7 separate regions of the Homo sapiens genome follow, and all the other regions are linked to region 2. Evidence: chromatin contacts called from ENCODE Hi-C or POLR2A ChIA-PET data. All regions are on one chromosome and are shown on one strand. Each heading gives the region's core, a stretch centred on a gene start or an enhancer-like site at or near the end of the contact. The rest is flanking DNA. Distances are from core to core; before and after follow the strand shown. Region 1 has its middle 34 kb from the start of SC5D. Region 2 holds the start of HSPA8 (heat shock protein family A (Hsp70) member 8). Region 3 holds the start of SIAE (sialic acid acetylesterase). Region 4 holds the start of ROBO4 (roundabout guidance receptor 4). Region 5 has its middle 35 kb from the start of SORL1. Region 6 holds the start of CCDC15 (coiled-coil domain containing 15). Region 7 holds the start of MSANTD2-AS1 (MSANTD2 antisense RNA 1).

The links. A loop is a pair of places that touch in the nucleus more often than their neighbours do. ChIA-PET counts read pairs that join two places held with the same protein, here RNA polymerase II (POLR2A). Pooled maps may share reads with other maps.
Region 1: POLR2A ChIA-PET joins it to region 2 with 13 read pairs in Caco-2. The contact joins the enhancer-like site here to the promoter of HSPA8 in region 2. A Hi-C loop is called at or near these places in 1 of 50 pooled maps. POLR2A ChIA-PET finds 5 or more read pairs at or near these places in 2 of 52 experiments (Caco-2 and T-cell).
Region 3: a pooled map shows a loop between it and region 2 (11-fold over the local background). The contact joins the promoter of SIAE here to the promoter of HSPA8 in region 2. A Hi-C loop is called at or near these places in 3 of 37 single-sample maps with no recorded cell type and 12 of 50 pooled maps. POLR2A ChIA-PET finds 5 or more read pairs at or near these places in 1 of 52 experiments (IMR-90).
Region 4: a loop to region 2 is called in a map of endothelial cell of umbilical vein, with 11 times the contacts of the local background. The contact joins the promoter of ROBO4 here to the promoter of HSPA8 in region 2. A Hi-C loop is called at or near these places in 1 of 168 maps with a recorded cell type or tissue (endothelial cell of umbilical vein). POLR2A ChIA-PET finds 5 or more read pairs at or near these places in 2 of 52 experiments (BJ and activated T-cell).
Region 5: a pooled map shows a loop between it and region 2 (23-fold over the local background). The contact joins the enhancer-like site here to the promoter of HSPA8 in region 2. A Hi-C loop is called at or near these places in 1 of 37 single-sample maps with no recorded cell type and 5 of 50 pooled maps. POLR2A ChIA-PET finds 5 or more read pairs at or near these places in 1 of 52 experiments (activated CD4-positive, alpha-beta T cell).
Region 6: a loop to region 2 is called in a pooled map, with 16 times the contacts of the local background. The contact joins the promoter of CCDC15 here to the promoter of HSPA8 in region 2. A Hi-C loop is called at or near these places in 2 of 37 single-sample maps with no recorded cell type and 12 of 50 pooled maps.
Region 7: a loop to region 2 is called in a pooled map, with 21 times the contacts of the local background. The contact joins the promoter of MSANTD2-AS1 here to the promoter of HSPA8 in region 2. A Hi-C loop is called at or near these places in 2 of 37 single-sample maps with no recorded cell type and 10 of 50 pooled maps. POLR2A ChIA-PET finds 5 or more read pairs at or near these places in 1 of 52 experiments (AG04449).

What each region holds. Positions count from the first base shown.
Region 1 is chr11:121,256,656-121,260,869 of GRCh38, reverse strand. No RefSeq gene overlaps it. Among named protein-coding and RNA genes, the nearest start is that of SC5D, 34 kb to the left of the region's middle. Within about 2 kb of position 2,774, at least 2 of the 41 ENCODE cell types and tissues checked have a DNase peak (open chromatin) inside an H3K27ac peak, as active enhancers do.
Region 2 is chr11:123,060,561-123,064,625 of GRCh38, reverse strand. It overlaps HSPA8 (heat shock protein family A (Hsp70) member 8), which reads left to right and starts at 2,490. Exons shown (of 9, transcript NM_006597.6): 1 at 2,490-2,562; 2 at 3,297-3,506; 3 at 3,828-4,033. The coding sequence starts at 3,302. LOC124902775 (a long non-coding RNA gene) reads right to left here and starts at 1,964. Exons shown (of 2, transcript XR_007062927.1): 1 at 1,095-1,964. RefSeq lists enhancers at 1,742-2,011, 2,572-2,741 and a silencer at 2,032-2,421.
Region 3 is chr11:124,671,774-124,676,007 of GRCh38, reverse strand. SIAE (sialic acid acetylesterase) reads left to right here and starts at 2,269. Exons shown (of 10, transcript NM_170601.5): 1 at 2,269-2,366. The coding sequence starts at 2,300. SPA17 (sperm autoantigenic protein 17) reads right to left here and starts at 2,104. Exons shown (of 5, transcript NM_017425.4): 1 at 2,056-2,104; 2 at 590-770. The coding sequence starts at 743. LOC124902780 (a long non-coding RNA gene) reads right to left here and starts at 583. Exons shown (of 2, transcript XR_007062933.1): 1 at 446-583; 2 at 1-342. RefSeq lists an enhancer at 1,994-2,173 and silencers at 2,083-2,241, 2,214-2,333.
Region 4 is chr11:124,896,615-124,900,408 of GRCh38, reverse strand. ROBO4 (roundabout guidance receptor 4) reads left to right here and starts at 2,544. Exons shown (of 18, transcript NM_019055.6): 1 at 2,544-2,683; 2 at 3,148-3,477; 3 at 3,739-3,794. The coding sequence starts at 2,614. All of the region lies in intron 1 of LOC107984406 (a long non-coding RNA gene), which reads right to left. RefSeq lists an enhancer at 2,029-2,651.
Region 5 is chr11:121,415,196-121,419,379 of GRCh38, reverse strand. No RefSeq gene overlaps it. Among named protein-coding and RNA genes, the nearest start is that of SORL1, 35 kb to the left of the region's middle. Within about 2 kb of position 1,984, at least 27 of the 41 ENCODE cell types and tissues checked have a DNase peak (open chromatin) inside an H3K27ac peak, as active enhancers do.
Region 6 is chr11:124,952,740-124,956,467 of GRCh38, reverse strand. It overlaps CCDC15 (coiled-coil domain containing 15), which reads right to left and starts at 2,266. Exons shown (of 16, transcript NM_025004.3): 1 at 2,098-2,266; 2 at 1,559-1,744. The coding sequence starts at 1,735. CCDC15-DT (CCDC15 divergent transcript) reads left to right here and starts at 2,477. Exons shown (of 3, transcript XR_948134.3): 1 at 2,477-2,986. RefSeq lists an enhancer at 2,063-2,606.
Region 7 is chr11:124,797,965-124,802,016 of GRCh38, reverse strand. It overlaps MSANTD2-AS1 (MSANTD2 antisense RNA 1), which reads right to left and starts at 1,589. Exons shown (of 5, transcript NR_103862.1): 1 at 761-1,589; 2 at 1-33. MSANTD2 (Myb/SANT DNA binding domain containing 2) reads left to right here and starts at 1,611. Exons shown (of 4, transcript NM_001308027.2): 1 at 1,611-2,146. The coding sequence starts at 1,637. RefSeq lists silencers at 1,259-1,928, 1,969-2,208, 2,609-2,688, 2,919-2,968 and an enhancer at 1,425-2,032.

The DNA of each region.
Region 1 (4,214 bases), core at 1,525-4,024, 1.8 Mb after region 2:
CTGAAACTATTCTGAAAAATAGAAGAGGAGAGAGTACTTCCAAACTCATTCTGGAAATCCTAGCTAGAGCAATTAGACAAGAGAAAGAAATAAAGGGAATCCACACTGGAAAGGAAGAAGTCAAATTATTTGCAGATGACATGATCTTATATTTGGAAAAACCTAAAGACTCCACCAAAAAACTGTTAGAATGAGACACAAATTCAGTAGAGTTGCAGGATACAAAATCAACACATAAAAATCAGTAACATTTCTATATGCCAACAGTGAACAAACTGAAAAAGAAATAAAAAATTAGTTCCATTTACAATAGCCACAAATAAAATTAAATACATAGGAATTAACCAAAGAAACAAAAGATCTCTGTAATGAATACTATACAATACTGATGAAAAAACTTGAAGAGGCCACCAAAAAATGGAAAGATATTTCATGTTCATGGATTGGAAGAATCACTATTATTAAAATGTCTATACTACTCAAATCAATCTACAGATTCAATGCAATTGTTATCAAAATGTCGATGACATTCCTCATAGAAAAAAACCCTAAAATGTATATGGAACCACAAAAGACCCAGAATAGCTAAAGCTATCCTAAGTAAAATGAACAAAACTGGAGGAATCACATTACCTGACTTCAAATTATACTACACAGCTACAGTAAGCAACACAGCATGGTACTGGCATAAAAACAGACACATAGACCAATGGAACAGAATACAGAACCCAGAAACAATTCCACACACCTAGTGAACTCATTTTCGACAAAGGTGCCAAGAACACACACTGGAGAAAAGACGGTCTCTTCAATAAATGATACTGGGAAAACTGGATATCCATATGCAGAAGAATGAAATTAGACCCCTATCACTCACCATATAAAAATCAAATCAAAATGGATTAAAGAATTACATCTAAGACCTCAAACTCTGAAACTACTATAAGAAAACATTGGTGAAACTCTCTAGGACATTGGTCTGGGCAAAGATTTCTTCAGTAATACCCCACAAGCACAGGCAACCAAAAGAAAAATGGACAAACGGGATCTTATCAAGTTAAGAAGCTTCTGTACAGTAAAGGAAACAATCAACAAAGTGAAGAGACAACCCACAAAATGGGAGAAAATAATATGTCTATAAGCGTTTTGTATCAAGAGTACATAAAAATTATTACAACTTAACAAGAAAGGAAAAAACAACCCAATTTTGAAAATAGGCAAATTATTTAAACCAAGATTTCTTTGAAGAAGATATATAAATGGACGATAAGCACATGAAAAACTGTTTAACTTAACAAGTCATAAGAGAAATGCTAAACAAAAGCTCAGTGAGATACCACTTCATACCCACTAAGTGGGCTATAATCAAAAAGTCAAGTAATAACAAGTGTTGACAAGGATATGGATAAACTGGAACTCTCAAATATTGCTGATGGGAATGTAAAATGATGTCTTTGCTTTGGGAAATAGTTTGGCAGTTCCTTAAAATGATAAGCACAGAATTACTACGTTACCCAATAATTCTACTCCTAGAATATATCCAAGAGAACTGAAAATATGTCTCCACACATAAATTTGTTTATGAATATTCACAGCAATATTATTTATAATAGCCAAAAAGCAGAAGCAACCCCAAGTCTATCAGTCGATGACCGTATAAACATAGATAAATTCATCCATATAACAGAATATTATTTGGTCATTAAAAAGAATGAAGTATGGATCCATACTACAATACGGATGAATTCTGAAAACGTTATGAATCTAGGCCCAAAAGGCCACATATTACATGATTCTAATTATGTGAAATGTCCAGAATAGGAAAATCTACAGAAACAGAATATAGATAGTGTTTGCCAGGGGCTGGAGGCAGGGAGGTGGGGGGGGGGCGGGTTTAGAGATTGTTTGCTAATGGATATGGGGGATTCTTTTTGAGGTGATGAAATGTTCTGAAATTAGATAATGATGATGGTTGTACAACTCTGAATAAACTGAAAACTGCTGAAGTGTACACTTTGAAAAGGTGAATTTTATGATAAGTTCTGTATACGTCAATGAAAGACATATGAAAAATTTAAACCATATAGTACATGTGATACATGTAATAACAGAAATATATCCAAAAAATAGAGGTATTACATGAGGTGAATAACTCTATAGGGAGGACAATCTCAGATAAAATGAGGAGAGGAGGTCACACCTGAGCCAGATTTTGAATAATAAATTATCAGGCACAAGAAGAGAGTGTTTCAGGTATGGAACTATACGTACAAAAAAACTTACATAATGTGGAATTGTTGAGATATAATATATATGACAAAGAATTACAGGAGATGGGCTAGACAGATGGGTACAGTTAGGGAAACTGGTCTTCATTTTGTAAACAATGAGAAGCTATTAAAGACTTTTAAGAAAAGGAGAGAAGAAAAAAATGCATATTAGAAAGGTAATTTTAGAAGCAACGTGGAGGACAATTTTTAGGATGGCAAAAGTGCAAGTAGACAGACAAATTAAGACACTATTTAAATAATCTAGGTGAAAGGTCATGAGTACCTAAAATGAGGTTTTTACAAGGATGAAGCAGCACAGTTAAGGTCTGGAGTTATTGCAGCATACATTTGACAAGATTGGATAACTCGTTATTGTTTCTTTATATCTTCTATCTAAAGTCAAGAATGACTCCAGGTTTAGGTATGTTTACTTGAACTAACAATAAAATTTACCACTCAACTAAGGGACAATAACAGGAAGATCAGGTTTGTCAGGTAGGAGCATGAATTCAATTTTGGACATGTTCTTAAGGGCAGTAGCAGGTTAAAACATTTATTTGGTAATTGAATTTATAGACCCAAGGCTGAGAAAAGAAGACATCAGAACTAGATATGAAAATATAGGGAGTATAAACATATATGGAGTCATGGAGACTATGACAAACTAGACATTACAAATCCTATCTAAGGCATCAAATTAAAAAAACAACAATAAGACCTCTCTTTTCTGGGTACTGCATTTGGCCAATAGGCAACAGTTGGTGAATTCTGTTAGAGGTGATAGTTAAAAACAAAAAAGTAGATGAAATATTCCTGAAGAGCACCTAGAGTAAAAACTAAAAGATATTTTTAAATAGAAATTTAGGAGGTATGGAAATTTAAGGGTTGAGCTGAGGAAAAGGAAAAAGATCCAGTGAAGGAGACTTAGAAGGTGAAATTGGAGGTTGGAAGCCCAGGAGAGTATGGTTTTACAGAGAGCAAGGCTGAAGAGTGTTTAAAAAGTGATGCTGTAATCAACAATGCCAAGTGTGGGCAGAAGTCAATTAAGATAAAGTCTGAAAAGTCATCATTAGCTTTGACTATGGCTATAGAAGCATGATTAATGGCTACAGAGGAAGGGGAGTGGAACTGCAGAAGTGAGATTAGAGTGTAATGAGGAATGCCTGAATGGCAAGGAAGAAGAATTAGGGTTAGTGAAGATAACTCATTAGAGGAGAGAGAGAGAGAGGCAGAGAGAGGAAAGGAAGGAGTGATATCTGGACTAAGTATATGTAAGCTTGTGCATACAAGAAAGAAAATTAGGTAAAGAAAAAACTTAAAAGATGTTTAGAGCTGTCTGTCTGCCACTTTCAGTAATATGGCAAAGTATATCCATGCCTGAATAAAATATGAAAAAATGCTTTAAAGCATAACTACAGCATAAAGTAGAGGACATAATTGGAAGTCAGATTTTTTCCCCAATTTTTCATTGTGGTAAAATACACATAAATAAAAATGTACCATTTTAACCATTTTAAAATAGAATTCAGTGGCATTAAGCATATTTACAATATTGTACAACCATCACCTCTGCATTTCCAGAGCTGTTTCATCATCCTAAACATAAACTCTGAACTCATTAAACAATAACCTCCATTCCGCGCCTGCTCCTAGCCTCTAGTAACCTCTATTTTACTTTCTGTCTCTATGAATTTGCCCTTTTAGATACCTTATATAGGTGGGATCATACAATAATCTGTCCTTTGGTGTTTGGATTATTTCACTTAGCATAGTAATTTTAAGATTTATCCATGTTAAGTAGCATGTATCAGCATTTTGTTCCTTTTTAAGGCTGAATAATATTTCATTGTATATATACACCACATTTTCTTTATGTTTACCTGTTGATGGGCCTTTTGGATTGTTCCTACCTTTTGACTATTGTGAATAATGCTACTATGAACA
Region 2 (4,065 bases), core at 1,241-3,740:
AAATCATTATCCTTTTATCCAGTCAGAAGTCCTAGGCTCTAGGCTCCACTGCAGTCCCATGCAACCAAACTTTAATTTTAGATCTTAACTGTGTCATTTGAAACCCTGTGCGTTTGAAGTGGTGGAGACAGGACCTTTATCATATTCTGAGCTTTAAATATATAAACGGTAAATCATTCCATTTAATAAGACATAGCCCAAGTCCCAGAACGCGTTTTGAGAGTAACCAGAAACAGAGGTTATTTGTTCTGCTTTCTTTTATCACTGCTATTGGATGGGATATCCCAAACAAGTGGATGTGCGCCCCAATTCTATTTTCCACTATTCAATGATTAAAATAATTACAAAAACGCAAAATACAGCACAGGGTGTAGTTTAAAATTTGTGCTTGTTAAACTCTAGGCACTGGGGTGTGAAAAGAAAGATTCCAGATAACATTACTAGCAGTTAGCGTGGGGGACTGGGGGTTCCAAATACCAAAGGAAACTGAAAACAGTGGCTCACAGTACATATCTTAACTCTTTCTGGAGTTGAGTTCAATTTATTTCCAGGAAGGAAATTACACTGTAGCGTAACTAACAAAAAACATAAAACAAATCTTGAACCAAAAAAAAGCTAGATTTGATTCTAGCTTACCCAGCTGCTTATCTTCCCACAAATGATTATCTCTGAGCTGCATTTTTCCCCTGATATGGGGATGAATAATACACACCTTAGAGAATTGTGTTGATGATTAAATGACAAATGAAAGCATTTTGTATGTAGTGAAAGCATTGTATAAAATTAAATTCTTGGGACGTGGGAGAGGCTAAGAATATATCTCCATGAACTCTAAGCCAACATTCCTCCCCAAAAGGAAAATATGAAAAGGAAATTCTTCATATGTTTGAGTCTGTCTCTACCCTTTACTGGCTTTGACAAGGACAAGATGTCCTCGCTCTTCTGACAGCCTTTTTCGCAGTCTAGAGACCTTCTAATTCCAGCCCTGCTACTAAAAGTTCTTTTGGTGTAGCCTTAAAAAATCTTTTCCCCCATCGGTGCCTATTTATCTACTAAATAGGAATAACAGCTACCTCGCCTGCTTGAAAGGATACAGGGAGTGTTCAAGGTACCTGAGACAGGCTCTTGGAACCACAAGGCCCCACATATCCGCGGCCATGCACAACATTGCACAATTCAAAATTCTAGGCACCATTGTTTTGTGCACCAGCTCAGTCACGTTTTCAAAGCGTCGGTATGGTCTGTCGTTTAATTTTTGATGAAAGTCAAACCAGGAAAGATATCACCTCATGTTACTGAAAATACAAACGTTCAGAAAGTCTAAATCAAGGACGCACGGCTACTGGAACCTATGATTCCTAATGCCTGGTTCACCTAACCAAGAACACACTCGCCACCATTTAAACCTGTTTATTTTATAAACAACGGGGAAATGTAGGGCTTGGGCTAGTTGGGGAAGGACTGAGCCAAGAAGCCGAATCTGTTCTAGACGGAGGTGGGAAGGGGCCTAACGGTCAGGGCTCAGAGAAGCGGTTTCGCCTTCTTTTCCGCGGAGGGATCCAGACACGACCGCGTCCTGAGGCGGTTCTGAAAAGCCGGGCCCCTTAAACCTCTGCGTCGGGGGCTGCCTCCCGACAGTTGCCGTAGGGAAATGCAGGTGCTGGGAGGCCTGCCGAGCTAACCCGCCCCACCCCGCGGCGGCCTGGCGGCTCCCTCCAATCCCAATCCTGGGGGGCCGTGAGCGAGCAGCCCTAGTGGCACCCTGAAGCCGGAACCTTCGCCCCAGCCCCTCGGGGTCAGCCCTTGTCCAAAGCCACGCTATGAAATACAGATTCGCGAAACCCGGGGCACTTAGAGGCCCGTCTGGAACACGAAGGTGGGGCATGGAAAGGAGGATTCGGACGTGGGTGGGGGAGGGGAGCAACAACCTTCGCAGCCATTTTGTCCTCGCTCCACTTCCGTCTTCTCCTGCCCGGCTCCCGCGCCCAAACCCCTCCCTTCAGGCCCCGCGCGATTCCGCCCCCAGTTCTGTGCCGGCCAAGATCCCGGCTAGCGCCGCTATCATTGGTTAGTTCCAAGTTTGCCCGCCCCTCTTCCTCCTCCTTTTTCCGCCCCCTCCCTCCCGCGGAAGCTGGGGGCGCATGCGTAGAGGTGGACGCTCCCCTCCCCCGCCCGGGGTAACTGAGGACTCCCGCGCGCGGACTCGCTGCGCCCCACCCTCCCTTTCCCCGGGGCCGTCCGGAGAGCGGGGGCGAGCTTGAAAGTTCCAGAACGCTGCGGTGAGTGCGTTATCGTGAGGCGGAGCGCGGTGGGGTGGGTGCGGAAGGGGGCGAGGCCCGAGGAGTGGAGCCGGGCTTGTGATTGGGTCTTGTAAGGGCAGCCGGGCGTCTATTGGCCGGGGAAGCCGTAATGGCAGGCAGCAGGGGCGGGCCCCTTCTGGAAGGTTCTAAGATAGGGTATAAGAGGCAGGGTGGCGGGCGGAAACCGGTCTCATTGAACTCGCCTGCAGCTCTTGGGTTTTTTGTGGCTTCCTTCGTTATTGGAGCCAGGCCTACACCCCAGGTAAAACCTCTGCTCAAGAGTTGGGTTGTGGGTCTGGGAGCGTGCAGCCTCCACACAGGCCTGTTGGGCTTGCTGAGGCTTGGGGGTTCTGAGAATCTCGTCGAGGCGAGTGTGCGGCTCCTTCTACCGGCTTAAAGGGCCTCAGTTTTCGGTGGGATGGCAGCGGTATTTGGTTGCAGCCGGCAGGACGGAAATGTAGGGAGTGGGCCGCAGTGGCCCCAGGGGAGGCTGGGAGACGCCCGGCGGCCGCGTGGCGGGGGAGGGTTGCTGCATCGGTTTGCCTGGCGCGCGGGGAAGTGGAGCCAGCGTTTTCTTTCACCCAGTTCCCTGCTTAGTCCAGTCCCACCGTGGTTCTTCAGAGCTGTTCTTGGCGTGCTTCCAGTATGGGGGTACATTCCGGAGTAGTTAAAAGCCCGTTGACTCCCGGGGGCACTGGCACCTGGCGAGGGAGGGGAACAGACAGTGCTCAGTTCGGGGTAAGACCACGTGTTGAGCAACGCCCCACGCCGTCTGGGTAGATGGGTCCTTCATCTAGGGCGTGCTCTGCTGCGGTTGGCACGGCAACCTGGACTGCAGCACTAGTTCTGGACCTCGCGCGTGCTTAGACAGGAGGTGATGGGCACTATTACCTCTTGGCAGTGGCCATACGTTTTTCCTGGTTAAGTGTTCTGTTAAGGGATGAGGGAAATATTTTGATTAATTGAATTTTTAAACCAGATTTTTCTTTTTTTCAGCAACCATGTCCAAGGGACCTGCAGTTGGTATTGATCTTGGCACCACCTACTCTTGTGTGGGTGTTTTCCAGCACGGAAAAGTCGAGATAATTGCCAATGATCAGGGAAACCGAACCACTCCAAGCTATGTCGCCTTTACGGACACTGAACGGTTGATCGGTGATGCCGCAAAGAATCAAGTTGCAATGAACCCCACCAACACAGTTTTTGGTGAGTTCCTAATTTTAAATGACAGAACAAATATAACAGGGCTAGGAAGCACAAAAGTTTATGAAACGTGAGGAGGGAACTTTTTGATTTTAGAAAAACTGAGCTGAGAGACTTGTTATCAAGTCTGTTATAAAACAGGTTGTAGAAACCTTTCAGGCTGAAATCTGGATAACGTAGGAGGTTGAAGTTTGAACCTTTGCTACCTATATGGTAGTTGAATTCACCTACCTATGAACTGTTAGGTATTTGAGTAATCATGGACTTGAGTTTTATCAGAAGAGCTATGAAATTGAAAGTGTTTTCATTTGACACCTTTTACAGATGCCAAACGTCTGATTGGACGCAGATTTGATGATGCTGTTGTCCAGTCTGATATGAAACATTGGCCCTTTATGGTGGTGAATGATGCTGGCAGGCCCAAGGTCCAAGTAGAATACAAGGGAGAGACCAAAAGCTTCTATCCAGAGGAGGTGTCTTCTATGGTTCTGACAAAGATGAAGGAAATTGCAGAAGCCTACCTTGGGAAGGTGAGGTTGGTTTTTCAGTATGGGGTGCATTC
Region 3 (4,234 bases), core at 1,020-3,519, 1.6 Mb before region 2:
ATGGAATTTAGCATAAAGAATATAAATTACCTTTCCAAACTGGTATTCCACCTTTCAAATCAGTTTGTCTGTGCCGTTATTGCAGAACAGTTTCATATACCCCAGTGAATATCAGTTTATTTAAAGAGTGCAGAATTCTTTTTGCAGTACTTAAAATACTTTCAAATGGAAGGAATCAAAATTGAAAGGAAACCACAGATACTCATCTCAGGAATAACAGTCAGCTGCCAGGGATGCATAGGAACAGTATGCTGGAACGTGGCGAGGGTAGACTGTATGATCTTTTTTTCCCCCACTGATTTCTCCCGAGAAATGTATGCTCTTTTGCAGTTACCTTCCACGCTGTATGTCCGTGAGAAATACAATGAAGACGGTCTGAATAATGAACTGGTAATCTTCGATAATATGAAACGAATTTAAGAGAACATATCAAAGAGGTACATACTGTTTCAAAGAGCAAGAACTGTTATCTGAAACTCCCTGCCTCATAAAAGGCTTTCTGCAGAATGGAGATGGTCTTAAGCAAGTTTTACCATAAACAAATGCTTAGTTTCTTATTTTAAAAAATGACTAATTTTAGAAAGCTTACTCTCTCTTTTCTCTAGAAGGCTCTCAAAATAGGCTGCTGCAAAAGCTGGTATATTGTCCGGTTGCTCTCTCAGAATCTCGCGTGTCAGCCCTTCAAGAAGATTCCCAAATCCTTGTGGAATTCGGTAGTGGGTGTTGGAGAATGGAATCGACATCTTCTTGGTAAGAACTGCCTATGGAACCTAAAGATTCATTAAAGAGTACTGTCTTTAAATTTGTCTGATTTTACTTATATAATCACAACTATGCCAACAAATTATTTCTGAGACTCATACATCTGGACTTGAATTCTTTTTTCCCTAACACAACCCAAGCCCATCCATTTCTTCCAAAGAGTTTTGAAATCTCCATTGTGAATTAGTATAATACAAACACAGACCCATTCACTAGGCCAAATCATTTAAAATCCTGCAAAAAACCCATAATTTTCAATATGACTTTTTCTCTCTTTACCCTTTATATGCTCAAAAGGTAAGGGTAATTTTTGCTATCACACAGGAATTTAGAGAGAATGATTGCTAAAAAGTTAAATTCATTGTCAATTGCTGAGAAGACCTTCTTTGAGGTCTATTTTTTTTTAAAGAGTAGAAATTAGTCCTGGTTCTAGAAATTAATTTGTTGAATGAAGAAGTTGCACAATCTTTCCCCTTGCTGCCACTTCTGAAGCATGACCCACAATGCTTCGAACACCTTCGTACTGTGGAATGGGGTTGTGCGTGCGTGTGTGTGAGGGAGGGATGGGATGGGATGGGGCTGTGTGTCATGATTTTGAAATCCCAGCCTCTAAAGTTTTAGAATTCTTATATTTTTCGGTTTCTTCTTGATCAGGTTGTCTCTTTCTGTCTTGAAATACAAGGGCTAGATTAAGGGTAGCTGCTAAGCAGCGGGCTGAGCTACTACTGAGTATGAAAAGAATCCTCCGGGACCTGGCCTGTTAATGTGAGAGTGTGCGTCAATGCGGAATAGAGGCGGAGGCCGTGGTAGGGGTCCAGGTTGGGAGAACTGGACGGTTTAATGAGGCTCAGACTATGGAGGGTTCTCGTTTCATCGCTTTTTTTTTCTTTGAGAGGGGGTCTCTGGCCTCGAACTCCTGGGCTCCAGCGATGATCCCGCCTCAGCCTCCCGAGCAATTGGGATTACAGGCGCGCGCCACCACGCCTGACTCCTCTCTTTTGCTTTTTCTGAGGGAGCAGTAGATGGGGGTATCGAACCATTCTAGAGTGGTGAAAAGAGCTGGCGAGATTCTGAACCAATGTGGGCAGAGGAGGGCGGGCGGAGGGGGCAGACGGGTCTAGTCGGGGGCGGGATGTTGAGGACCTGGGATTTCAGACTCGCGCAGAATGGGCTGCCTCGGCTCCCAAACGGCCCAGGGCTCCGAGGCTGTGTCTGGGATGCTGAGAGAATAAGAGAGACGAAGGGAAAAGGCTAGGTCTTGGTATCGGAGAGGAAGTGGGGAAGCGGCCTCACCTCCTTTCTCTCCGAGCTGGTGCCGCCGGTTCCGGTTGTTTTTCTAGTTGCTGGGTAACCGTTTTTTCTTTAAAAAAAAAAAAAAACTACGGCGGCCGAGAAGGGGCGAGTACAGCCCAGTCCTGAGGTCGCGGGAGGCTGCGAGGACTGCAAAAGGGTGGAGTCGGCCTCGCCCCCGCCCAGGCCCCGCCCCTGCCGGGAACCCACTTTCCCAGTCCTAGGCGGCGGTCAGATCCTTGCAAGCATGGTCGCGCCGGGGCTTGTACTCGGGCTGGTGCTGCCATTAATCCTGTGGGCCGACAGAAGTGCAGGTGAGGCGGCCCGGCTCGGCCGGACCCCTGCCCCTCAGCCTGTGCGGGCTCCGAGACCCCGTGTCCTCTGCGGGACACGGATCCGCGCCCCTTTCTCAAGGTCGACGAAGGAACCTAGCTAGGCTAGGGGCTCGCGTCTCCGACCGAGGCCCGGTCTGCAGGAGTCTGCTGGGTTGAACCCCGGCCTCTCCACTTTCTCCACCCCCCACTTACCATCCCTGACATGCAGCCTGTGAGCAGGGAGAAAGTGCGGCTTGTCTGAGTGGGGAGGCCCAAATGTGCCCAGAAAGAGGCCTTCGGGGTCCTGGAGTAACTGCAGGGGAGCTCGGAGGGAAGGAGGCGAAGCTAGTTAGGTAATATTTGGAAACAGGTGACTGAATCTTCCAAAACATTTCAGCGCTACCCCCTCAGTGGTGCCCTTGGGGAGGGTTTGCTTCAGGCGGGGTTCCTTAGGGGAATTAAATTTTACTCGTTTAAGTGGTTATCAGGGCTAAGAAATACAACCCCCTCACTAGCTCTGACTATTTAAGGCTCAGTTTTGATTTCTGGTACCGCTTACAGATATTGGTGGTGGGAAAATGTGAGTGGCATAGGGGAGGCTGGTGGCTCCCTTTGGCTGTTGCGCAGGTCAGATCTTGCCATTCGAATACCCTAGGCTGGACACTGGGTCACAGTATGGAGAAAGCAGAAGGTGCAATCTGTCTGATAATGCAAACTAAAGTGATAATGTTGGATTTCTTCCTTTCTGTTTCAAAACACTCAAAGAGTGGACCCCAGAGATCCCTGTTAAGAAATGATAGTTGGGGTAGGAGAACAGCGTGCAGAAAAATGACTCCTGCTCTACCTGAGAGCCGGAAAAGTACCTAGATTCAGACAAACTGCAGCCCATAAATGATTGTTCAGAGTCTAACAAAAGTGCAAAATGCTAGCACTCTGTATGCCATTTCCTGACTCTTATCTCCACTCAGTGACCTTTGAGATCCATCTTATGAGGTGGGGAAAAGATATTTTATTAGGTTTTCAGTTAAAGGCTGTTTATTTTAGTGTCAGTATTTTATCTCCTCCTTTGGGTCTTATTGTTACATCACCTTCATTAACATTGATCACATTTTTCATTCATTAGTACTCTACTTGGTTGCGTATCCTGACGTTTTTCCTTTAAGTCATTCTCCCTGTGCCCATGTTTACCATGTAATGCTTGAGATGTACAAAATTATATGTAACAATGACACAATAAAATGAACACCCATGAGAGCAGTACCCAACTTAAGAACTAGAACATTGCCAGTCTATTGAGCCTGCCATTGTGCTCCTCGCCAATGCATCCGGAGCTCCTCACCAGAGGCAACCACTGCCCTCTCTTCCCCATAACACTAATTCCTGTTTTTCTACTCCAGCCCCAAATGAAGGAAAAAACTGAAGACCTAAAAAATCCAAATGTTGGCTCACACCTTTAATCCCAGCACTTTGGGAGGCTGAGGTGGGCGGATCACTTAGAGTCAGGAGTTCAAGACCAGCCTGGCCAACATGGCGAAACCCCGTCTCTACTAAAAATACAAAAAAATTGGCCAGGCGCGGTGGCTCATGCTTGTAATCCCAGCACTTTGGGAGGCCAAGGTGGGCAGATCATGAGGTCAGGAGTTCGAGACCAGCCTGGCCAACGTAGTGAAACCCCGTCTCTACTAAAGATATCAAAAAAAAAAAAAAAAAGAATTAGCCAGGTGTGGTGGCACATGCCTGTAATCTCAGCTACTCGGGAGGCTGAGGCAGGAGAACCGCTTGAACCCCAGAGGCGGAGGTTGCAGTGAGCTGAGATCGCACCACTGCACTCCAGCCTGGGTGACAGAGCAAGACTCTGTCTCAAAAAA
Region 4 (3,794 bases), core at 1,295-3,794, 1.8 Mb before region 2:
GTGACTGTGGGGCAGGGGACATTCCTCGGGCTGCAGGAGCCTCTGGGGCTCTGTCCCTGCGGTGCACACAGACCGTTTCACCTCTCCTTTCTCACCCTGCTGAGGACGGGGCTAGTGATGGATTGGAATTCCTTTGAGATTTGCCTTATTTTCCCCTGAGGGAAACCTAGCGTCTTTCTGGATTGTGGAGACTGGAGTAAAATCCAGTTGGCATTAAAACATTAGCGAGCACTTAATTAGTGTCCCCAAAACCAATGTAGAAGCAGAGGAGACTAAAAGCAGACTGCTGACAGTGACATTCTTGATAAGCTGATAGTCAGGGAGTCAGACAGTCTTGGAGGCTTTGTACCTGGGAAATCCCAAATTGGCCTCCTGTGCAGTAAATCCTCCAATCCCACCACATCCTTTCCTGTCTCATCCTCAGCTGACTTCAGTGTCACATGAATCTCCCCTTCATCACTCTGGCCCCACAGATCCTTGACCCCATAAACTCGACTCCATTCTGCCTGCCCCACAATAAATACACGTTAGCTCAGCTTTACGGATCACTCATAATGCATCAGGCACTGGATGCCAGTGGTTTTATGCTTTATGTATTTCATCATTACTTTATCCCTCAAGGTAGGAACTACTATTACTATTTCCATTTTACAGAGAACTACTATTACTATTTCCATTTTACAGATTTGCCCAAGGTCTCCACAGAAGCTGATTTCATCCATCTCTGAGCTGAATATGGACACATCCTGTGGGAATCTCCCAGCTTATCCCAGACGCTCTGAGTCCTTCTTGTCTCCCACCCTACTCCACCTAGTGGTCCATCTGCCCCTGGGGAAATGGACCAGGGCGTTACAATCCACCCCTGCTCCACTTCACTCAGCCTCTCCAGCCTGCAGCCCCACTGCCCTCTGTCCTCAGCTTCTTGCTGTGTCCTGAGACTCCCGGGGTTTTCATTCCTCTCTAGCAGGTGGTAAAGGGATAAGGATTGGGATCCAGGGATAAGATTTAAATAGAGGATTAAGGCTCTGATTGGAGTTATGGTTAGTGTAAGGATACACCCACAGAATTTGGGGTAGGAATTGGGGCCAGAGAACAGAATTTGGGATTTCAGAATTAGAGGTGCCAAGGGTAGTGACATTCTGTTCTCTGGCCCCAATTCCTATCCTTCCAGCTCTGCCACTCCATGACTTTCACTCTGCCTATTCTTTAGCCTCTGCAAACTCCCCAGTTTGTAGAGACCATGGTGTTTCCTTGCTCCAGTTCTGTCTTTGTCAGTATTGGTCTGAGTTTGAGAGGAAAGAGGAGGAGTGAAGGAGACTTCTACTTGGCAGGCTGTTAGTCTGTGGCTGGCACCGAAGCCAGGATGGGAAGGGGGAGGAAGGGAGGGCGTCAGCTGGGTTAGGGGCCCTGCAGAGAAGCTGGCCAGGAACAATTGGGAACAAAGGCTGGATACTCTTCCGCTGAGCCCCAGAGCCTGGCCTTGGCCTTCCGGGAACAGCTCCAGGAAATGGCTGAGATTCCAGATTTGGAAGGAAGAGGCCAGTAAACATGAGCTGGGATCTGACAGGGGAGTGTGGCCTCTGTCTAGGTTGTGGGGGAAAGGAGGCAGCGGGCAAGAGCTGACATTGTAGGCTCAAAACCTGCAAGGCCTGTCTGCTACATATATGGACACAGGCTCTTGGGACTGGAAAGACTCTTAAAAGGTCTTTTACTCCAACCACCTTTCCAGGGCCTGAAAAATACTCCTGCCGAGGATCCTCCAATAGTTTCAGTGATGGGATGGGCCTAAAAAGAAATACACAATGTTGGCTCAGCTTTACGGATCACTCATAATGAGTCAGGCACTGGATGCCAGTGGTTTTATGCTTTATGTGTTTCATCATTACTTTATCCCTCAAGGTAGGAACTACTATTATTATTTCCATTTTACAGAGAAGGAAACTGACTTGCCCAAGTTCTCCACAGAAGCTTATTTCATCCATCTCTGAGCTGAATATGGACACACCCTGTGGTAATCTCCCAGCTTGTCCCAGATGCTGAGTCCTTCCTGTCTCCCACCCTACGCCACCTCCTGGTCCATCTGGCACTGGGGAAATGGATGAGGGTGTTACAATCCACCCCTGCTCCACTTCACTCAGCCTCCCCAGCCTGCAGCCCCACTGCCCTCTGTCTTCAGCTTCTTGCTGTGTCCTGAGACTCCTGGGGTTTTCACTCTTCTCTAGCAGGTGTCAAAGGGATAAGGATTGGGATCCAGGGATAAGATTTAAATAGAGGATTAAGGCTCTGATCGGAGTTTTGGTTAGTGTAAGGATACCCTGTAAGAAATCCCCGAGTAGATCATGAGATAAAGCTTAGCGCTGAAGTTAGGGTCGGGGGTTATAGCTAAATGGTCGAGGTCAGAGAGTTTCTCGCCTCTGGTCTCCTCCCAGTTCTCCAAGGCACTGAGGGCCAGGCAGGAAGCATCGGTTTCCTCAAAGCCGCTTCCCTCCTGGGGCAGAGTCTCGGTCACAAACAACCACCACCGGCCCACCCCGCCCCTCCTTCCCTCTTCACTGTGAGCTCAGAGCAGCAGGACAAAGTGCTCGGGACAAGGACATAGGGCTGAGAGTAGCCATGGGCTCTGGAGGAGACAGCCTCCTGGGGGGCAGGGGTTCCCTGCCTCTGCTGCTCCTGCTCATCATGGGTGAGTTGCTCTCCCTCTCCTGGCCCATGCTCCTCCATCCAAGGCCTGCTCAGGGCAGAAGGGGCCTGCTGACTGCCTGCTTCCCTTTTGCAGTGGGGGGACCAGAGATGAGGATGAGGATGATGATGATGAGTGTGTGTAAGTGTATGTGTGTTTGTGCATGTGCGCACACACCAGAGAGAGAAAGAAGGAAAGAGAGACTGAGAGAGAAAGAAAGAAAGAGAGAAAGTAAGAGAGAGAGAGAGAGAGAGAGAGCGAACATGCTATGCAAGCCCTGGCCTGGATGCTGTGCATGCTGGCCCTCTCTCCTCCTAGCTGGCTTGTTCTTTGGGAGGCAACCTTTAGTAGTTCAGATTACAGGTTTTCTGGCAAACTCGCACACAAGAGAAGACAGATGAGGGGTGGGCCAGGAATTTGGGGTGTTGCTGGTGATCAGACTGGGCTCTGCTCCCTTTCCCTCCCAGGAGGCATGGCTCAGGACTCCCCGCCCCAGATCCTAGTCCACCCCCAGGACCAGCTGTTCCAGGGCCCTGGCCCTGCCAGGATGAGCTGCCAAGCCTCAGGCCAGCCACCTCCCACCATCCGCTGGTTGCTGAATGGGCAGCCCCTGAGCATGGTGCCCCCAGACCCACACCACCTCCTGCCTGATGGGACCCTTCTGCTGCTACAGCCCCCTGCCCGGGGACATGCCCACGATGGCCAGGCCCTGTCCACAGACCTGGGTGTCTACACATGTGAGGCCAGCAACCGGCTTGGCACGGCAGTCAGCAGAGGCGCTCGGCTGTCTGTGGCTGGTGAGGCCTGGGAGGGGAGCTTCAGGGTGGGGCAAACCTGGGTGGAGACATCTGAGCTGAATGTTCAAGGGAACATCTGAGAGGTCAGTGGGATACCTGTGAGCAGAGGCCTGGGCTGGAAGGCTTGGGAGGGCAAGCTGGGGCGGGGCTGGCCCTAAATGGGAGGCCAGGAAGGTGGGCAAAGCAGAAGGGGGCAAGAGTGATAAGGGAGAGAGAAGAGGCCTGGGCCCTGCTCCGTGTCACCTTCCATCCTCCCCACAGTCCTCCGGGAGGATTTCCAGATCCAGCCTCGGGACATGGTGGCTGTGGTGGGTGAG
Region 5 (4,184 bases), core at 735-3,234, 1.6 Mb after region 2:
TTCTGTCTGCATAGATTTGCCTTTTCTGGATACCTCGTATAAATGGAATCCTATCATATATGATCTTTTGCGACTGGCTTATTTTGCTTAGCATAATGTTTTCAAGGTTCATCCATGTTGTAGTGATGCAGATGCACCCCAAAACTGGAGCTTAGCTTGGTGGGTTCTTGGTTTCACTCAGAAAAGAATTCAAGAATCAGCTGACAGTGAAAGAAAGCAAGTTTATTAGAGCAACAGTGTACATCACAATGGCTGCTCCATAGAGCAGGGCTAACCCATAGGCAGAGCAGGGCTAACCCGTAGGCAGAGCAGGGCTAACCCGTAGACAGAGTGGCCCAGAGCAGCAGTGTACAGCAAGGTGGCCACTCCATAGGCAGAGCAGTGCTGTCCCATAAACAGAGCAGCCTAGAGCAGCAGCAGCAGCTGCAGTCCCAAGCAGGAGCAACAGCTGCCACAGCTGTCACAGATTGCTGGCCAGCTATATTTTTGCCTACTCTTAACTAAGTGCTAATTATGGGATTATTCAGAATTTTCTCGAAAAGGGGCGGGGAAGTTCCTGGAACCATGTAAGGCAACTTCCCACTCGTTACCATGGCATTTGTAAACTGTCTTGGCACTAGTGGGAGTGTCTTTATGCTAAGGAGCAGTGAGGGCAACTAGAGGTTGCTTTCGTCACCATCTGCTGGTTTCCGCCAGTTCCTCTGCTACATCCTGTTTTGATCAGAAGGGTCTGATTGGAAAACAAGTCCATCTACCTCAGTAGCATGTATGAGTACCTCATTTCTTTTTAGGGCTGAATAATATTCCATTGTATGGATATTATCACATTTTGCATAGGCATGGACATTGGAGTTGTTTCCAGTTCAGGGTTATTATGAATAAAACTACTCTGAATATTCACATATGTTTTTGTGTGGACTTATTTTTTTAAAATCAGAAAATATATTCCTCAATTTTATCTTGCCTCTACTCTCAGTGGCTTCGCAACATTGAACATATTCAAAAGAATGAACCATAGGCTCTGAGGTGATGCCCAAAGAAAAGATGTTCTAAAAATACTTTCTACGCAGATAACACCATTGGATTAAGAATATTATCTCCTGAAGGCCGGGTGTGGTGGCTCACGCCTGTAATCCCAGCACTTTGGGAAGCCGAGGTGGGAGAATCACAAGGTCAGGAGTTCGAGACAAGCTTGACCAACAGGGTGAAATTCCGTCTCTACTAAAAATACGAAAATTAACCAGGCGTGGTGGTGTGTGCCTGTAATCCCAGCTAGGAGAATCACTTGAACCCGGGAGGAGGGGTTGCAGTGAGCTGAAATTGCACCACTGCACTCCAGCCTGGGCAATAGAGTAAGACTCCATCTCAGAAAAAAAAAAAAAAAAAAGAGTATTATCTCCTGAAATAATTGTTCTAAAGATGACAATACTCATTTGATATATAAACATAGGTGTATTGTTTGTAAATAGTTAATCTCATGTGTACAACTTAATTACAGCACGCTTGTGAATCTGCAACAGTTTAGCACAGTATTTTGCAGATAGAAGCTGCTTGATAAATATTTGCTGACTGAGTTTTTAAATGCCCATAGTGGTTCCTCTTGGAAAGTAAAATATCAAAAGTTTCAATGTTTAACAGCCTTTTCCCATTTTGTATAAACAAAGCCAAAGCCCTCCGAGAGAACATGACAAGCTATCCAAAGAGCTCCAAGTCACAATTATCTATCAGACAGCCTTATTGATCTTCCTTCAACTTGAGAGGCCTCAGGCAAAGCAATTGCTCTGTAGGCTTGGAGGGGCAGGAAGCATTTGTGTGGGGCCTGTGGGAGCATTGGTTTCACCACTGAATTATGCCTCCATGAGAAACAGCCAGAGGAGCCCAGCTCTTCTCGGCAAGGGCCCTGCCCCTTGCTGGCACGTTTTCTTAGAAGTTGACTGGCCCGGATCCAACATTGGCTAACTTCCTCTCGGTTGCTCCCTTGCACACTGTTCCAAGCCTGTGTGGTCAGATTTGGGCTGTTAACTCAACAGACTCCAACCACAAGGAAACTAGAACCACCCGGTGTCCCCTCTTGCTGACATTCTAGCCACCTTGTTGGCTCTGGGCAGCTGTGAATGCATCTGGGCCTGTGGTCTGTGGGCTCTGAGGCAGCACTCAATGAAATCCCATCTTTAATTGGACAAATGAAGTGTCCTCCTCTGGGTTTCCCCAGTGCTCAAGAAAACAGTGTATGAGAAATGTAGCCAGCGTGTCCACCCACAGCATGAGCTCTTGTGTGCCTCTTCCTTAGAATGGCCGCCCAGGCAGTAGGACCACAGCCCCCAGCACAGGAGAACCCTTCATCCAGGTGTTCAATGCCTCAATAGTTTTCCACTGTCATGTAATCATAAGTTGATTCTGTTTTAATTTTCAAAGCACTTTTTCAAATAGATATCAAGTCACTATTAGCACAGATTTTATAACATTTTAAAATGTATTTAAATAATTATAATTATTTCCCATCACAAAATATTAAATTGCATTCTTACTAGATATCAATTAAAAAATCAATGCACTCAACATTTTCTTGTTTCTTCATTACTTGTTTATCTCCCTTAAAAAAAACTATCAGGCCAGGCGTGGTGGCTCATCCCTGTAATCCCAGAACTTTGGGAGGCCAAGGCGGGTGGATCACCTGAGGTCAGGAGTTCGAGACCAGCCTGGCCGATATGGTGAAACCCTGTCTCTACTAAAAATACAAAAATTAGCCAGGTGTAGTGGCACACGCCTGTAATTCCAGCTACTTGGGAGGCATGAGAATTGCTTGAACCCAGGAGGCGGAGGTTGCAGTGAGCCAAGATCATGCCTTGGCACTCCATCCTGGGCAACAGACCAAGACTCCATCTCAAAAAAGAAAAAAAAAGTATATATATTACTCATTAGCCAATTAAAATTTTTTTCTAGCATTGCTGCTGTCTTAACAACTCTATTCTTAGAATATTAGAGTGCTCTCTACACCTTCCTTTTTTTTTTTTTTTTTTAAATAATAATCCCTAGAAGGCCAGGCACAGTGGCTCATGCCTATAATCCCAGCACTTTGGGAAGCTGAAGTGGGAGGATTGCTTGAGGCAAGGAGTTTGAGACCAGCTTGGGCAACATAGCAAGACCCCATCTAAAGAAATAAATGTGCAATAACTGAATAAAATATTTAGTGTTTGTCTTTGACTTTGTGGCTCACTCTCTGCAGGGCACCTTTATGTTTGTTTGCCTATGTCCACACCTTCACCTCTCTCCTGGTGATACTCTGCTCCCTCCTCTGTCCGTGTGATCTGGGTGATTCTTTCCTCTTCTTACCCAACTATGACTTCCCCACCCAGGAATTGGCAGTGACCCAATTTGACTAATCAGAGCCCTTTTCCAGCTGGAACTGAAGGGGGAGAGGGCTTTTTGCTCTGGGATGAAAATATTCTGTTATTTGTTTAAGAAAGTCCCAAATGGGTTTTATCACTTGCAACAGAAAGCCTTGACTTACATACTTACCTTTCCCTACAATCCTGGTCACAGTCTTTCCAGTCCTGGAACTTTATTACTGACTATTTTTTTTGAGTCAGGGTCTTTCTCTGTTGCCCAGGCTGGAGTGCAGTGGTGCGATCTCAGTTCACTGCAGCCTTGACCTCCCGGGCTCAAGCTATCCTCTTGCCTCAGACTCCTGAGTAGCTAGGACCACAGGTGTGTGCCATCACATCCAGCTAATTTTTTTAAAATTACGAAATTTTTAAGGTGGTACTCACTTATTCTCCCCATATTTCCCAGGCTAGTCTCAAACTCCTGGGCTCAAGCAATCCTCCTGCCTCAGCCTCTCAAAGTGCTGGGATTATAATTACTGATTTTTTTACTTAGCACATTTTTAAACTGTCATGATACTTTTGCTTTGTTTTCTTTTCATTTTATAACCTAATGATTTTTAGTGGCTCTGAGGATCACCACAGATGAGAGATAAGAATAGGAAGGTGTTTAGAAACTCCATCACTGTGGGACATTGTAGAGAACTGGGTGTTCAACTAGGAAAAAGAACAAAACAGCCTAGAGGAAGGGGTGGTAGATATAAAGCTAGTTGCAATTATCCGAAAAGCTTTTAGGTGGAGAGAGTTATTGTTTGTCATCCTGTAGGGCCATTGATTGCTGTAGTTGGAATTTATGGAGAG
Region 6 (3,728 bases), core at 1,017-3,516, 1.9 Mb before region 2:
TCTCATTCCACTCCTTTTTTTTTTCCAGAGATGGGGTCTCACTCTATTGCCCAGGCTAGAGTGCAGTAGTATGATCATAGTTCACTGCAGCCTACAATTCGTGGGCTCAAGCACTTCAATCATCCTTTTTCAAGGCTGTTCTTCTCTATTTCTTACCACTAACAAAGTTTCGATGCTATACTCCATGCTTAAATTATTATAATTATATTCTAATTTATCCCCAGGATCCAATCACTCCCTATCCTTCAAAACCTTTGAAGCAATTCATCTAAAGAAAACACTGGTTGATCATGACATTCACCTGTAAATATTAAACAAAGTCAATCCCTTCTCCAAAATTTCCTAAGGTACTCTACCATCCCTATTTTCCATAATCCTGTCAGCAACCATTCTCCTACTAAGCTTTCCACTCCAATCGATCTAATCTACCCTTAGAATCCTGAACCTTGCTTACTTCTTACTCTCCTCATTCTCCTTAATAGGAGAATCATTCCCTTCCCTTCTCCGATCAAATTCTTCATTACACTTTCCTGGGTCACATCAACCCAACGTCATAGCTTCTTGATTGAGCATTATATTCTTAGAACTTAGATAGAGATACCACCTAGACTCTTAAAATCCTTTTTGGAAATAGGCAGGGTAGGAATAAATCAATGAATATACATACATATGTGCAAACATAAATAAAATGAATATAGTATATTGCATTACTTTAACATTTAAACACATCTCATTTCTCTTCTGAGATCAAGTACACTGAGGGAACATATCTCATCCTTTTTTCATCCATGTTCAGCACCTTGTCTACACATACAGAAGACATTTTGTGCCTTTCATAAATACTTCATGAGTGTCTATATTGATTAGGCAGTATTTAAGATAAAAGTGGGAATGTGATGATAAATGACATTTGTTCTCTACGCTCAAGGAGCTCACACTGCATCAGGAAAAGATATATAAACAATCTACTATAACACAATGTGGTAAGTGCCAAGTTAAATTTGAACAAATAGCTAAGGGGCACAGTTTGGTGAAAGACTATCAGAAACCATGGAATTTCTAGTTAGACTTTCTCAGATTATCAGAGTTCATCTCTTTCTCCTTTATTCTATTACTCCATTTTGCCTGAATCCTCATTACAAAATTTATCATAAACCTTAAGCAACCAATTAATGTTACTTGAAGTATGCCAACTATCATCCATACTAAGTTGCAGTGTCTGGAAGATGTAGATAGTGCTTATGTCTTGGGCATAACAAGCAATCAAGAGTCTGAAGTAAACTGATATACAGATATATATCTATATAACCTGTTCCATGTAGATTATGCTCTATATATTATAGTAGGTGAGTAATAAATATTTGATTATGCCAACTAAAGCTGCAGTCAAGTTTTGGCAAATACTTGTTCTATAATCCTAATGCAAGAGCATAAACTATTTATGGCAGAATAGAAACAGCATCCTCGGACTGTTCATCTTTAAGCACCCAGGATTAGAGAAGGCTAATAAAAAGGGTGGTGGGGAACCCCACCATATTTGGATCAAACTGACACTCACATATGCTGGGATTTCCGAACTACCTGGTGAGGCAGGTTCCACCCATGCCCCAACTGGTACTATAGCCTCGTTCCTCTCAGCCAGCACTGCCAACACGTCCTTGCTCTTCAGGGGGTTTAAAGCCAGGGGCAACCTTGAGGTATTTCGAGGTTTCTTTCGGGCCATACTTCCCAGCATCTGTGACTCCTGATTAGGAGAAAGAAAAAGCTTAAAATCTTCAAATGACTGCATTAAAAGTTCAACCTCCTAACACATGAGCCACAGGCCCGTGAAAAGGAGAGAAGCCCTGGAGGCAGAAGCCTGGCATGAAGTGGAAACACACGGATTCTAGAGAAAAAGGAAGAAAAGAAGGGAAGAGAAATGGGAAGAAATAAAGAGGCAAAGAAAGGTTTTTAAGTTGCCTTCTAGAAGAAATGGCGATGAGAGGGAAGAGAAAGGATGGGAATGAGAGAACGAAGACTGTCCTCAGCTGTGGGCGCAGCGAGGCGGGAAGGGAGGAATGACAGCTGCAACCCGGAGAAAGAGGGAGGGGCGGGGACCTGTGTCTGCAGCCGAGAGTCCCAATAATCGGTATAGGTTATGGGAAGACGCGCTGAACGGCTGGGAGCCTCGGGCCAGATAAAAGCCTGCTTCTGAGGCCCCGAGGCCTGCTCCGGCTGAGATGGCACTGGCCAGGAATCGGCCCGCAGCTCGCCACAGACTCAGTCTACTCGGAGTACTAAGGTAACCGCCTCAAGTAGACCGCCACTTTGCGGTGGGCTGCTCCGTCCCGCCCATCCGTAGCCTTATGCCCGCCCTTTCCGGAGCCCGCGTCCCCTCCCGGAGCTGGGAAGGCGTGAGAGGTGGAGTTTCGAGCGCCCGAGGTATCGTCATTTCCTCTTCCTGTCCGGCTGAGGGGGCGGGGACGTGTGGGTAAGCGGAGTCGCTGGGTAATGCGCCATGTGAGGCGCGGTGGGACTGTCGTTCCTGGACCAACGCCGAGACTTCCTAAATCCCTCCGGAAAGGGATGCGTTGGGCCTGTGATCTGGCGACTAGGAGGGTCAGGAGTCCCAGTAGAGGGAATCACGGGAAAAGAATGAAAGAGGGAGGCGAGCCTGGCACGGCTTCCTGGAGAAACAAACTAAGCTAACAAATTTTTCGGATCCTTTGTGCAGCTAATTTTACAGTACTGTTTCATACATCTTATTATATTTGGACATCACGGCCTGTTGAGTGGTCTCCCTCTCTGCTGCAAGCTCTGCTGTAATCCAGAGACACTCAATTATCTCTGTAGGATAATTTATTCATTCGATTAACATACATTACTACTAACTTTTTATAAACCAGTACTGTTCCAAGCACCGGAGATACATAGCTATGAACGAAACAAATATCCCTGCTCAGGGAATTCACAATAGAGTGAGGGGAAATAAGCGAATAAACAATGAGTAAGTAAATGTGTGTGATGTGGAGTAAAAGCAAAGAAAGCGGATAGGGAGTGTGGTGGGCAGGGTGGGGATTGGAGGGATGAAATATTAGAACGTCCAGAGAAGCTGCACTGAGATACTTTTCAGCAAAGACTTAAATGAGTTAATGGAAGAAGCCACTGTGCTCTTCAACGGAGGCTTTATAAACATGTTCCAGATATAACAGCAAGTATAAACGCCCCAAGGTGGAAGCATTGCCTGGTTGAGAAAAAGTCAGGAGGATAGTGTGACTGGAGCAGAGGGAGAGTGGAAGAATGCTGAGACAGTAGGTCAAGCAGGCAATCCGATCAAACATCGTAAGCCACCATAGGTGTTGAGATGGGGAGCCACTGGAGCAAGGTTTGGAGCAAAGGAACACCATAATGTGACAAAATTAAAAAAATAATAATTCCGAATGCTGTAGTGAGAATAGACTGTAAAGAAGACCAATTAGGTGGCTATTGCAATAATTCAGTTAAGGGATTGTGATGTCTTGGATCAAGGAGGTAGTGGTGGAGATGATGATAAGTGGTTGGATTCTGTATCTATTTGGGAGGCAAAACTTTCAGGATCTGTTGAAGGTTTGGATATGGATTGTGTGAGGGAGAGATGTCAAGGAAAACTAGGGGTTTCATCCTGAGCAGCTGTCAGGATGAAATTACTATTTACTGAGATAGTGAAGATGGTGGAAGGAGTAGATTTGGAAAGGGGAAGATCAGGAGTT
Region 7 (4,052 bases), core at 340-2,839, 1.7 Mb before region 2:
ATATTCTTAACTGAGGTGCTAGACTGCATCTTTCTTTGGAAAAAAGGGAAGAGGATATCATAAATTCGGGAACTTCCTCAGGCTTCTTCTGTTAGCTTACAAACTATGGTTAGCATTTTCATATGACATACGAGAACAATTATCTCCTCCTCTACTTTATCCCTATTGCTTAATCCTTTGGCTTTTCAGTAACACCCAAAGACAACCAGTCATTCTCTCCAGTGAGTCTCAGAGTTAAAAATTTAGCTGTCTTCAATAAGAATGATACATTGGACTTTGGGGACTCGGGAGCTCAGGGGTAAGGGGAAGGCTAATGAGGGACAAAAGACTACACATTGGATACAGTGTACATTGCTCGGACGCACCAAAATCTCAGAAATCACCACTAAAAACCTTATTCATGTAACCAAACGCCACCTGTTACCCCCAAAAATCGATTGAAATAAAACAATAATTTAAAAAAGCACATACCCCCCAAAACATAGTTGACCTCAGCTTAAAAAAAACTAACATACATTTGTTATTTTAAAAAATATTGCATAGTTTATTTGCATTCATTGGTCAGCATCCTCAGTTATGTCTGCTTTGAAAGAAAAATCCGCTGAGGTTTTAAGTTAATGATCCAAGATATCCAATTAAGATTTTCAGCTTTGAAAAATATGGAAATACGGTACAGCTGTGTACTGGATGTGCTGTGCTACTGTTAAGTTCCAGCACTTTAAGGAACGTTTCAGGAGTGACTAATACACTAATTCATTACCAGAGGTCACAGAGCTGTCATAATTGACAGTGTTCTTTGAGTACGAAAAACCGGAAAACGATGCAACTTCCAAAGCACGGAGGATGGAGACTGGTATTGGAAAGTAACTTTTCTGCTGGGCTCAGGAGTTTTTATATGCTCAAGCTATAGACAACTGTACCAACGCAATAGACTAATGTAATCTAACTATTCTACAAACGGCCACACCTACCCAGACTAACTGGAAAACAATAGTTTATAACTGGAATTAAATAGTTGCTGTTCTTTAATTAATGAGATCGGTGTTCTTGAAAAGCTACAGCGTACGAACTCTACCCTGGTCCATATCTGCTTTTTAAAGCCTTCCCCAGAACCGCTCTCACTTCAGCCTTGGTGCCTTCCCGGATATACCCTCCAGAGGCTTCCCCGGTCCCCATCCTGGACGTCAGCCTCTGCACCTAGAGGCCGGCTTAGAGGGAAGACGGGCAGAGGCGGGGGAGACAGGAGAGAGAGAAACGGTCTATTCCTCCTTAACTCCGGGCCCCCTCGAGGGCCTCACCCCTCCTCCCGGGGGCTGAGATTGGAGAGGAAGTGGGAAGGCTCCAATCTGTTCCTCACTCCAGCGCCCTCATGCCCCCACCCTTCTCTTCAGCTCGGGGCTTCGGCGCGCCTCGTCCCCGCCCTTCGCCCCGGGAGAGGAGCGGGCGGCGTGGGAGGGCTCGCGGAGAAAGGCCCAGGGGAGTGGACGACCTCCGCCCGGCAGCCACATCCTCAGCAGCAGAGACCCGGAGCCATCCGCCCGCGGGCGAGCCAGGCCCGAGGGCAGCCCCGGAGACCGCGGTGGCCGGATGCGCGGGCGCGTCACTTCCGGGCGGTGCAGCGGCGGCCGCTTGGAAGATGGCTGCGCCCTGTGGCTCGGAGCTGCCCGCCAACTCGCCGCTAAAAATTCCGAAGATGGAGGTGCTTTCCCCGGCTTCTCCTGGTGGCCTGAGCGACGGAAATCCATCGCTGTCCGACCCTTCCACGCCTCGGGGTGCCTCCCCGCTCGGGCCGGGCAGTGCGGCGGGCTCGGGGGCAGCGGCGTCCGGGGGTCTCGGGCTGGGGCTGGGGGGCCGCAGCGCCGCCTCGTCCTCGGTCTCCTTCTCCCCTGGTGGCGGCGGTGGCGGGGCTGCGGCAGCCGCCGCCGCCGCCTGCCGGGGCATGTCGTGGACGCCAGCCGAGACGAACGCGCTCATCGCAGTGTGGGGCAACGAGCGGCTGGTGGAGGCGCGGTACCAGCAGCTGGAGGGAGCCGGCACGGTGTTCGGCAGCAAGGCCCCCGGGCCAGCCATGTACGAGCGCGTGTCCCGGGCCCTGGCCGAGCTGGGCTACGAGCGGACCCCGTCCCAGTGCCGGGAGCGCATCAAGGTAACCGGCCGCCCGGCCTGGGGCAGCGAACCAGAGGCAGAGAGAAGGCGGGGAAGCGGGCCTCGGGGGCGGGGGCCGGTCTGAGGGCAGGGCTCTCCTCCGGGGCCCGGTGGGCGATTCGCATCTCCTCCGCCTTTTTCTTCTCTCCCTGGGAAGGGGGCTTTTTCCCAGATGGCCGCCAGCCCGTAGGTTTCCTGAGTTTGAAGTTGGGCGTGCCTGCCGCCGCCCCTCTTTCTTGCCAATTGAGATGTTCCTGCGCTCTGAAGTTGGTAGTTTCTCATTGTGCGCCGTGCGGCAGTCCCCGTGCCGCTGGCGCCTCTTGCCCCCACCGCCGGGGCCCCTCGCTTTGTTCCAGGCGGAGGGGCTCCCAGGCAGAGGCTTACCGGCCGGGGCAGGATTGAGGAAGGGCAGAAGGGGGGGGCATTGAGCCCCTAGTTTAGGAATAGTTAATAAGTGGCCGTAGCGGAGCCATAGAAAAAGCGCCTTGGGACGACTGGCCTTTGTGTCAGTCGCTTTGCTTCTATCTTGAGCTACGAAGGACGAGTAAGACTAGAGATGCTTTGGAGAATTGGAAAGGCTTGATTGTAGCCAGATTGTGTATTGTTACCGCGGAGTTAGTGTACACCATAAAAGTTAGCTTGGCCAAGAGTTGGTCTGGAATTTGGATTGTCGATGCCTCCAGAGTTAGATTGGCTTGAGGCCCTGCGGTTTCTTAGGAAGCTCCTTCAGGAAAGCCAGTTTTTCCCTGCTTCAGTTTCTGTGCCGGATGTGGTGACAAGTAGAACTCTCAGTGTGCATCTGGCCGTCCTTGTGTACCTGCATGTTTAAATGCAGAGGCTTAATTTGGGCTAGAAATCTTAGCCAGGTTAAGATTTTGCTACTAGAACTGACTCTAGGCTTTCATATTTGTATTATTGGCAGATAAGGAGTTGTATTTTAGTTAAGCTCATTTCCTCATCGTAGTGGCTGCTAAAAAGATTGTGATAGGATTCTCCCAGTTTTTACTGAACTACTTATCCTATTATCTGTGCACTTCTTTTCTGATACAGCTGGCACTTTTTCTGGGAACTTCTTGAGGGGGGATAAAAACCACCAAGAACAATTATAAAATAAGAATGATCACACTAAAGAGCAATAATAAAGTCTAATAGGCGCAATCATGAGTTAGAGTAAGCTAAAGGAGGGAAATTGCACCAAAGTTCTCCAGGTCTTGGCTCCAGTAGTATTTCTTTGGGGATGTTGTTGCTTAGAAAACTGGGTCCACAAACTAAGATATTTAAAACCTACTATTGTTCAAGGAATTTGCCACCCATTAATTACTCCATTACAAATTTAAATTAGTGTATTTGATAACATTTATCTTTGGGACTTCTTAAGCTTTCTCTTTTTTTAACAAAGACATTAAAGTAGTAGCTAATAGGACAAAGCTACTCTTCTCTGAATCTCATTTGTTCTATTCAACGTCATTAAGGTTAAATTTTAATTTTTATTTATTTATATTTAGAGAGAGGATCTCCCTCTCTTGCCCAACCTGAAGAACTCCTGGGCTCAAACAATCCTCCCCAGTAGCTAGGACTGCAGGCATGCCCCACCACACCTGGCTCATTAAATTTTTTTTTTTTTTTTTTTTTTTTTTAAGAGACAGGGTCTTCTACGTTGCTCAGGCTGGTTTTAGCTCCCTGGTCTCAAGCTGTCCTGCCTCAGTCTCCCAAAGCACTAGGATTACAGGCGTGAGCCACCGTGCCCAGCCAAGGTTAAATTTTTGGGAGACTTTTTGTACTGTCTTGGCTAGCGTCTATCCATGACCTCTTCTTGAGTTTAGAAGTGCATTTTAGGCATTTTAAACTGTTTCAGCTTGATTGATTTCTGTCTGTAGAAACTTCCCAATCACGCAGAAAAAGTGTGT